2 separate regions of the Homo sapiens genome follow, and region 2 is linked to region 1. A link is an interaction called in ENCODE POLR2A ChIA-PET data of the cell type or tissue named here. Cell type or tissue: MCF 10A. All regions are shown on one strand. Region 1 overlaps XRCC5 (X-ray repair cross complementing 5). Region 2 overlaps XRCC5 (X-ray repair cross complementing 5).

Region 1 (5,000 bases):
CTCTTCATCACACAGGTAACTGTTTTCCTGACAGTTAATTTTTCAGCCCTTTAACTTCTGCACTGGAGAACAAAAGGAATTGGAATGGGTAGTGAAGGGGGCTTACTCAAATCACTTTTGTGTCTCTGCTGTTGACCCCGTAAATGAAGGAGATTGGTTTTGGTATTTATTGAATGCCTATAGCGTATTATTTGCTGAAAAGAAACTTACAGGTCATATGCAAAATCCATATTTTCTGATAGCTTATATGCCACTGAGAGAATACAGATGACCAAGGCCATTCATAGGTACACATGGGTGTTAAATACATGTGCTTTTTGAACAGTTTATCAGGTATCAGCCATTTGATGTAGGAAAATAGGAAGAAGAGCAAACTAAAGAGTAGATTTTCTACCCTTGATTTGCTCTTACTGAGCTAAAATTGATTAACTGTCCTAAATGATAGACATGCCCCTTGGTGAAGACCATGTTTTCTTCCTCCCTAGTCCTCTGGCCACTCTATCAATAGCCAGTAACATGGCCACAAGACAAAATGCATGGCGTAGTTCCATATTGGGCACCGGATGTCTTGGACAAAAGCATACAGTCATTTAATTATCATTTATTTATTGAGCTTCTGCTATGTTCTACAGTAAGTCCTCTCTTAACGTCCATAGGTTCTTGAAAATTGTGACTTTAAGCAAAATGACACATAATGAAACCATTTTTTTCTCATCAGTGTTATAATGAAACAATATTATTTAAGTACCTACTTTTGTTTCACTTAAAGTCACAGTTTCCAACAACCTATTGATGATAGTTAAGTAAGGACATACTGTACATTGAGGGGAATATAAAGACTTATAAGACTTAGTGTCTGCCCTTGAGAAAATATATTCTTAGGAGAGAGAACATGTGTACAAATAGTTACATAAAATACGACAAGAGCCATTTCAAAGGAATAAACAAAGTGATCTGAGATTTCTAAAGAAGGGGAGACTTATCTAGAGTTGATCAAGGAAGGCTTCATGGAACACGTGGCATTTGACATGCGGCCTTTATTGCTTATTACACAGGCAAAAACTGGAGAAAAGATAATTTAAGATGGTCATTGTTAATTGGTTGCCTTTATAGTTTTATATTTTTTGTAGAACAGAGCACCTTTATAGTTTTAAAAATCTCCAGCTCAGGCTGGGCACAGTGGCGCATGCTTGTAATCCCAGCACTTTGGGAGGCCGAGACGGGAGGATCACTTGAGCCCAGGAGTCTGAGACCAGCCTGGGCAACATAGTGGGACCCTGTCTCTATTTAAAAAAAAGAAATCTTCAGCTCAAAGGTGGGAGGAGGTGTGATGGAAACGAAAATGGGATTGGGGTTGATTCTTTGTGTTTTGATTTTACTCTCTGAATTACTTTTTAGATGGAATTACTCTGATCACCAAAGAGGAAGCCTCTGGAAGTTCTGTCACAGCTGAGGAAGCCAAAAAGGTATTGAGGGGTAAACCTTTGTCTTTAGTTGAATTATTATAGTGGACTTTATTTTCTTGATACCCTCGAAGAAGTTAAATTTTATGGGTAACTAAATTAGTGTACTCATTTTGTATTCAATATGTAAATTGCTTCAACCACAGCATCCCCATGGGAGAAATTATAATCTTACTCAGTTTCCTGTAGGCTGTGGTTATATTTCTGGAACTCACCTGTAATCCCAGCTTCAGTACCCCTAGAGCATGCTGTTGAACCCCATAGTGCGCAAACTTAGCCTCGGCCCTGGTAAAGGCTATGAAATCCACAGTGATTCCCACCCTGGCCACACATTAGTTACTTGGTGAGCTTGTTTTTCTTTTTTTTCTTTTCTTTTCTTTTCTTTTCTTTTCTTTTCTTTTCTTTTCTCTTTCTTTTCTCTCTCTCTCTGTTTCTTTCTTTCTTTTTTTTTTTTGTTAATACTGATTAAAAATCAGAATTACCCTAGAGATTCTGTTAGTCTGAGATGGGTCCTGGGCACAGTTGGTTTGTTTGCATTTTAAAACCCCTCAGGTGATTGTATTGTATAGTGAATAGAGAAACACTAGTATTCTAGCATAAGGGACATCCAAGTATTTTCAGTAAAAGACCCCATGCAGTCCCCATGAGCTTCTTATTCACACACATTGTTAGGCCTAGGCCTCCTTGTTTGGTGTGTATTGAATCTGATTCAGCCATGAGTCAGATACATGTGGTTATTTAGTTCAGTAGTCCTTCATTGTACCTCAAGGTTGTGATGAAATTTTAATGAATTAAGTTGAATAGCTCAAAAGTATATACTTCGTAACACTCAGTTTCAGTTACAGTCACTGACTGATGTAGTTCTGCTGGCACCTGACAGCTCTCAGTTACTAAGCTTCTGCGATATGCTAGGCACTGTGCTGGATGATAAGACAGCACCCCTGCCCTCTAGAAGCTCGGGCAGTTAAAATGGAGCAGAGGGAAGCAACGGAGACTCAGAAAATAACTATACACACTAAGGGAGAGCTTGGTCTGGGGCTGGTGAATAGGAATCTGTTAGGGAAGTGACAGATGCAAAGCTGGAAATGTTAATCAGATGGCTAAATTCAGGCCAAAATTTAAATATCTTCAATTTTCAACTCAAGAAAGGCATTTGGCAGAAACCATGTTTGGAAAAGAAATTAAAATTTACAAGAATTTTTATTAAGCACTTTGCCTAGCAAAAGATTTTTGTTAAAAAAAAAAAAAAAACTTGTCATCCCTACTTTCAGGGAGTAGAATCCTGGAATTTTTGAAGCATACTGTAAGATGGTGATTATATCTCAGAAGGGGTTCCGTGGTGTCTGTACCCTCTCTGCCACAGGCAATACTGAGCACCATAGGCTTGAGTATGCCATTTAACTGTTTGGTTTTGTTTCTGTTTGTCACTTTATACAATGTTTGATAATATCTCCTCATTGAACTGGGCTATTTCAGTCAAGGTTCTCCAGAGAAACAGAACCAAGAGAACGTACATGTGTGCGTGTGTCTGTGTGTGTGTATGCACATACACACACACATATATATAGAGAGAGAGATTTATTGGCTGAATTTCAGAAATTGGCTTGTGTGATTGTAGGGCTTGGCAAGTCTGAAATTTGTAGGACAGGCTAGCAGGCTGGAAACTCAGGCAGGATTTCTGTGTTACAGTCCTGAAGCAGAAACCTCAGCTTTTGCTCTTAAGGTCTTCACTTGATTGGATGAGATCTACGAATATTACTAAGATTAATCTTTACTTAAAATCAGGTAATTTTAGATGTTAATCACATCTACAAAATACCCTCACAGCAACATCTAGAGTAGTGTTTGATGGAACAACTGGGGACCATAGCCCAGCCAAGTTGACACATAATATTCATTGTCACATGGTGTGAAGACCTATCAATCAATTTTTGTTAAACAAGTAAATCAGGAAAAATATTTTTTGTCATTATTACATTAAGAAAATTTATTATCCAGGTGACAGTACATACTAGAGTTTTTGGAAGAAGTGAGGAGCCATGACCTAAAAAAGCTTGTGTTTCCTGCCAGCAGCACATCTTAACCAAAGATGTTCCAGCTAAGTTAACCCAGAATATTAGACAGGAAAGAAATCTGAAAACAGATGATGCACTTGCAAATTGTGCAAGGCTTGTTCTGTAATGCAAATAGGATGTCTTCTTTGAAATGTAAAGGCACTGAGCCTAAGCATGAGGAATTTTAATGTCTAATGATGAAGCTATAGAGAGAAATTTCAGTTAATGACCAGGTAGGTATAAGATGGTGTCCTTAGATAATTCTGATATCAGAACTGATGTTAGTTGTAGTTTAAGACAACTCTCCTGAGACAGGAGAACCGCTTGAACCCGGGAGGCAGAGGTTGGGGTGAGCCGAGATCGCGCCATTGCACTCCAGCCTGGACAACGAAAGCGAAACTCTGTCCCAGGAAAAAAAAAAAAAAAAAAAAGACAACTCTCAAAACTTCACCATCTTTGAATAGAGAGAACATCATAAAAAACAAGTGGAGAGAATCTCTTCTACTTCAGCCACGGGTTGCCTGGCTCTGACTGGCATCTTCTTCCTTTTAGAGCATAGTGTTTCCATAGTCAAGGCACAGAGAGTGTGCTTCCAGTACTACCAGCAAAACTGAACTTCACTGTCATGGCAGATAAGAAGTTAGGAAATTCAACATAAAATGTATTGAGTACCACCAGCTCTATGCCAGGCACTTTGATATATATTATCTCATAGCCTCCAAAAAAAGTACATTGCACATTCACCTAGCAGACTCTTTCACATCTAGAAAATGCCATTTCCTTTTTTTCCCCACATTTATCAGTGCTTTAGCCAATGTAGTATGTATACCAGATATTTAGATAACACTTTGACTGCTAAAGAACCATTCACATTGTATGGTGTTTGTCTACAACACTATATACATCATATCTAGATAATGGTAGAAAATAAGAGTAGTAGAATTTTACTTGTATCCAACTCCCGAACCAAAGAGCCCAGTATTATCTCTGTAATCTTCACAATGATCTGCTAAGAATTGGCAAGAGCAGGAACTACCATCCCTGTTACCACTGGGAAGCCAATCCCCAGAAAGGTAAAGTGGGGTTACACTTTGAGCTCACCGAGGTAGCAAGAGGATTAAAATGCACGTTCCTTTGCACCACACCAGACCTTCGTTTTCAAGTGGATTAAGTTTTGTGAATGGAATCTTGGACCAATCATTTCTAAAATACAGTACTCCCTGTCTGCTTCATCTCAACAAATGACTTTCTGGCCTAGAGCCAGGTGGTGGTTAGAATAACCTGGAAGTCATAGAGTAGACCCTGTAATTTTGACTCACCTTCAGTGTACGCTGTGTTATATCTGTCAGTTCTCATTAGTATAGTGGTGAGTACCCCCACCTGTCACTGTATCATGCCTGACTGTGAGATTATGCTTTTGTGTCTGCTTTAATATCACATGAACCCTTTATTTTGTTTTCCAGAGTGAAAACTTGATCCTTTG
Region 2 (5,000 bases), 49 kb before region 1:
GTGCATGTGGTAAGGAGGGCATGCCATGCAAAATAAATAACATGGAAAAGCATGAAAATATGAAGAGCCAGGATGTGGATCCCTTTGGCTGCAGAATAAGTTCTGTATGGGGAAATGATGGAAAACGTGACAGAGAAGGTAAGTAGTAAGTAGGTTGTGAATACCTTGTATGCCATACTCAGTCATTTGGATTTTACAGCAGTGGGTAATTAAAGAATTTTCAGTGGCCCACTTGAAGGCTTAAGAGTTAAAGCAGTGATGGAGAGAGTGGAGACGAGAATCAATTCTTAAGGCATTTAGAAGGTATAGATAGAACTTGAGTGATTGATGGAAAATAAAGAGGACTTGAAGATAACAGGATCCTAGCTTGGGTGACTGAAAAGATGATGTCACCATTCAATATGATAAGGAATACAGAATGAGCAGGTGGAAAAGATAATTCATTTATTTTCACAAGTGTTAAATTTGAGAAAATCTATTGGATATCCTGGTACAGACACTCATTGGGAAGTTACAAACAGGGTTGCAGAGCCTAGAAGACAAGTCAGGTCTAAACACAGATTTGAGAGTCCTCCTCATTGAGGCAGAAAGACAAGTGAGTAAGATTGTCTGGGAGAGCACACTGGGTGAGTAGGAGAGAGAACAAAGTAGAGAACTGCAACACGTGAGTGAACAATTAGACATATAAAAAAGGGTTGTTACAAAACCAAACCAAATGCTCCTACCTCCATACCCCAATAAAAATCAGCGAGGTAGAAAACTAGGAGAAATGCATCTTGGAAGGCACAGGAAGAGACGAGTTGGAAAGGAAGGAATCGCAAGTCAGATGCACAATGGGGAGTAGAGGTGAGCTTAGCAAAGGGTCTTTAGGAATTTGTAGTCCAGTTTGAGGACTTTGGGGACACAGAATCAGTTGAGTAATGGTGTGCAAGCCAGGTTACAATGCCTAGATGAGAAAGACTTTCTGATGAAGGGAGAGAGAAAGAGAGGACACAGTAATCTATAGGAGGTTGTGGGATCCAGGAAGGCCACTTTTTTCTTTTTGAAATACCTACAGTTAAGGGTAAATGAGCTTGGAGAAGGAGAGAGAGATTAATAATTAATTTGTTATCAAGAGGTTAATTTAATTCTAGTTTTGGAAAGAAATGCTGAAAATATATCTTGTCAAGTATACAGTTAAAACCACTTTTTAAATAATTGATACAATGGTGCTAAAATCAGTATATTGGTAACTTTTGAGCTATTGTGGTCTGTAGGTTTTTCCTCTAATCTTTTTCAAATTGTAAAAATCACATCCAGTAACAGTTGCTTAAAAGAGAAATAAATAGGTGATCTCAGCTTCCCATCTACTCAGAAATGTCACTTTCTCATAATCCCATTTTTTTAGTGCATTGGGAATTTTTACCTGAATGAATTTTGTAAGTATCTCGCTTAGCTTAATTTGCCTAAAATGTGACCTTTCAGAAAATATGAGAGGGAGGTTGGTACCTCAGAACATCTCTTGTAGATCCTTTATTATTGACTTAACGGATGATGACACTGAAAAGATTGCCTGGGGTTTATGCTGAAAATCTGGAATGTTTTACAGTAGGAAGGTTGGGTAGGATACTTGTCCATTGGTTGTTCTAGCCCTTTTCCAAGAAATGTCAATTGGATATCACAGATAGAATCTTCAGGAGTTTATGAGAGGTAGTCTGCTATGTTGGGTGTTTGATTACTGCTTTACATCTTTAGGACTTTCTAAGCTGTTCAGGTATTTTAATGAACCAAGGGAGAGCACTGTGAATAAAGGATTATGCATAATAAGAAGGTGGTGAGGGGGTAGATTCACAGAGTTTGGGATCTTTTGGATTTGCTTAAACAGTTTGGGGATTACCTTGCTTTACATTGAATAGGCCTGATGTTACTGATGCTCAAGGGAAAGTCAAGTAATTAGGAAAGAAGAAAGCAGGCATCAAACTCAGACAAACAAATGAATATACTATGGAGAAGGAATAGTTGTGGTTGGTGGTTGAAATGGGGAAGGGAGCAGGGAGAAGCGCATGGAATTTCTGGAGGAAATTGGTACTTAATTCCTACTTCAGGGTTTTCGAAACTTACAGGACATTGACTCTTGGATGATACTATTAAACCTAAGCATCTTTTATTTTTTTAGAATAGAAACTTTCAGCTTACATTTTCTTCAGTGTAGGAAAGGAGTCCAGGGGACCAGGGGATAGTATAAATCACATGCTTTGTGATAGGAGCAGTATTTTGAAATTACAGGAGCTCTTCAGCTCCCTGGTGTTTTGTTTGTTTTTTTTAGAATTACCAATTTATAAGTTGTTTAAAAGTGGGAATAGTTATACCTTAATTTTGGAATTAATCTTCATCGAAGGAAGGAAAACATCAATAAACTGATAGTTTCATTTCTTTCTTTGTTTTTTAATGACATCTAATCTTACTGCTTTCTATACTCCTTTTAGAGCATTTCCTTTTCTGGGCAGGCCAAGGCCTGGCCCAGTAGACTTGAGGCAGGATAGGTGGTTGAATGAGGTGGCATGCTGTGTAGAACTTCACTCACATGGGCAGTGGAGAATTTGCCCTGGCCTTGATCTTGGCGCCCCTCCCCCTTGGTGTTGCTTCTTGACACCGCTGTCAACAACTAGAGCCCTGGAAAAGAGCACTTTATTCCTTCAGCTGTTATCGGCCAGGTGCTTATTATGTGCCAGGTAGTATTTTTGGTGCTTAGAATTCATTCAGCAGTAAAGAAGAGAAGAGCCCTACTTGTAAGGAGGAGGGTTAGATAATAAACAAGTAAACTAAAAAATTGATAATTTTAGATAATGATGGAGCCTATAAAAAATATAAAATAAGGGAAGTGACAGAAAATGACTGGGGTGGTAGAATGGGGTGGAGGGGCTACTTCATATAGAGTGTCAGGGAAGGCCTCTCTGCGGAGATAGTATTTCAGCAAAGACTAAAATGATTTTTAAAAAAAGGGCAAGGGTGGAGCTGACTCTTGAGGTTTAGGGAAAGACAGAGGAGGCAGAGGTAGTGTTAAGCCCAGGCCCCAAAGTTAGGATGAGCTTGGTGTATGAGCGAAGCAGGAGCCCAGCCTATTGGGGTTGTGAGTGAGGAGAACAAGTGGCTGGTGATGCGATCGAGGAGGCAAGCAGGGCTGCATCATAGGACCCTAGGGTATGGTGAGCAGTTCATTCTCGGACCACTTCCAGTCAGACAGTGGAAAGAGAAGCTGGGAAACCAGTTAGAAGGTGACTGGTAGGCCAGGGATGAGGTGATAGGGCTTGGGCAAGAATGGTAGCAGTGGGGAGAGAGAAAGGTGGATGGACTTGTGCTGAAAAGTGCAAACTCAGCACTCAGGGACAACTCAGTATTCTCATCTCTTTTGCAGACCTCTCTCTGGGACTCACTGAGCATGGGCAGCTTCCCTGTAGCCACCTGTTTCATCCACCACATGGCATTCTCTGAGATTAAGTGAGGGAGAAAGCACAGCATGATTAAGAGAGATAAAAGGATTATAACAAGAAAGTTATAATCCCAGATTATCAGGTCTTAGAATCAGGTATTTTAGGGAATCTTGTATATTCCCCAAGTAGTAAAAACAACAGCTTTGATTTATAAGGTGAGGCTCCTTTCCAGGAGGTCCAGAGCAGAAGATACTGTTGCTAGGCTTGGATCTATTTTTACAATTGGTTTTAGGTATTGACCAATATCCTGCCAACAAAGGTGGTTCTAGGTGAATCCTCTTGATTGTTTTTTACATGTGGTATGAATCACTTAGCCCTCCCACACTAAAGATGGAGGATCCCTGATCAGAAAATATAAAGAAGCCATATATGTCTCCATCTGTGTTTTAAAATCCTTACTTTTTCCAACAGTGTCTGCTGCACAGAGCTTTACATCCCCGGGAGCCTCTACCCCCAATTCAGCAGCATATTTGGAATATGCTGAATCCTCCCGCTGAGGTGACAACAAAAAGTCAGATTCCTCTCTCTAAAATAAAGACCCTTTTTCCTCTGATTGAAGCCAAGAAAAAGGATCAAGTGACTGCTCAGGAAATTTTCCAAGACAAGTAAGTACTTGGTATAGTTGCATTTAACATTGGGGTACATAAGAGTTGTGGTCATTTTAGAGTGGCTCTGGAAGTGTCACATAGGGGTCTATGGAATTTAAAAGGTGAGAGGAAGAAGCCTTTTGCTATTTGGCCCTTATATTGAAATATTGATTTCTTATATCTGTCTGCTGTGATCATATTTTATCCTTGCTGTTCACTTTGGATTTAGAGCTACCTTCTGGGCTGATGACTTTTTGATCAGCATCAGATTCTTGGTGAATTATATATAATGTATAATTCAGATAAGTTTCTGAATATCTAAGGCTAAATGTCACCCTTTTTAAAGTAAAGTACTGAGAATGAGTGTGTTGAAGATCATAGGTTTTTTGGGTTGGGAGGAGATTAGATGTTGGGGATGTCAATGAGATTTTTGGAGGAAAAGTGGGAACAAGAGTGAAAAACTATCAATTCTTCAGCCGTTCTATTAGTGTATCAGTGATGTATTTGGTTGTGCTATTGGGGAGGTGTTTGTAGTTTTAAGTATTGCAAAATGCTTTTCATATACACTTAAATCAAGCTTACAACTGGCTATTAAGTTTTTTCCCTCTTCTGTTCACAATCTGTGTCAGCTTCCATTCAAAACAAAACAAAAATAAAACAAGAAGAAATTGTTGTTGCTTATCCAGAATTATTTGAGTATGTAAAATTGATTTTTACCAGGTTTAGGTCAACCAGTTATTGGTGACTTTTTTTTCTCAAGCTGGAATAATCTATACATTTCTTTTGGCTGTATTTTGAAATCTGATTTTAAACCATGAATCTTTTCCCCTTTTTTATTTGATTTTTCTCTCCACAACTATCTTTATTGACAAAGCTTCTTATTTATAAATACCCCAGTGGAGAAGTATTGAGTAATTTCCGGAAGTCTTCACAGGTTTCTATA

The links. ChIA-PET counts read pairs that join two places held together with the same protein. Peaks named below come from ENCODE experiments on the same cell type or tissue, not always from the same donor. Only the 100,000 strongest peaks of a DNase experiment are listed, where the experiment ranks them.
Region 2: POLR2A ChIA-PET joins it to region 1 with 5 read pairs; 7 of 35 experiments call an interaction of 5 or more read pairs at or near these places.

What each region holds. Positions count from the first base shown.
Region 1 is chr2:216,193,521-216,198,520 of GRCh38, forward strand. XRCC5 (X-ray repair cross complementing 5) reads left to right here. Exons shown (of 21, transcript NM_021141.4): 19 at 1,399-1,466. Among named protein-coding and RNA genes, the nearest start is that of LINC01963, 21 kb to the right of the region's middle. In MCF 10A, no CTCF peak of the experiment used is centred here; a DNase peak (open chromatin) is centred at 2,201.
Region 2 is chr2:216,144,202-216,149,201 of GRCh38, forward strand. It overlaps XRCC5 (X-ray repair cross complementing 5), which reads left to right. Exons shown (of 21, transcript NM_021141.4): 14 at 3,882-4,075. Among named protein-coding and RNA genes, the nearest start is that of XRCC5, 37 kb to the left of the region's middle. In MCF 10A, no CTCF peak of the experiment used is centred here; no DNase peak of the experiment used is centred here.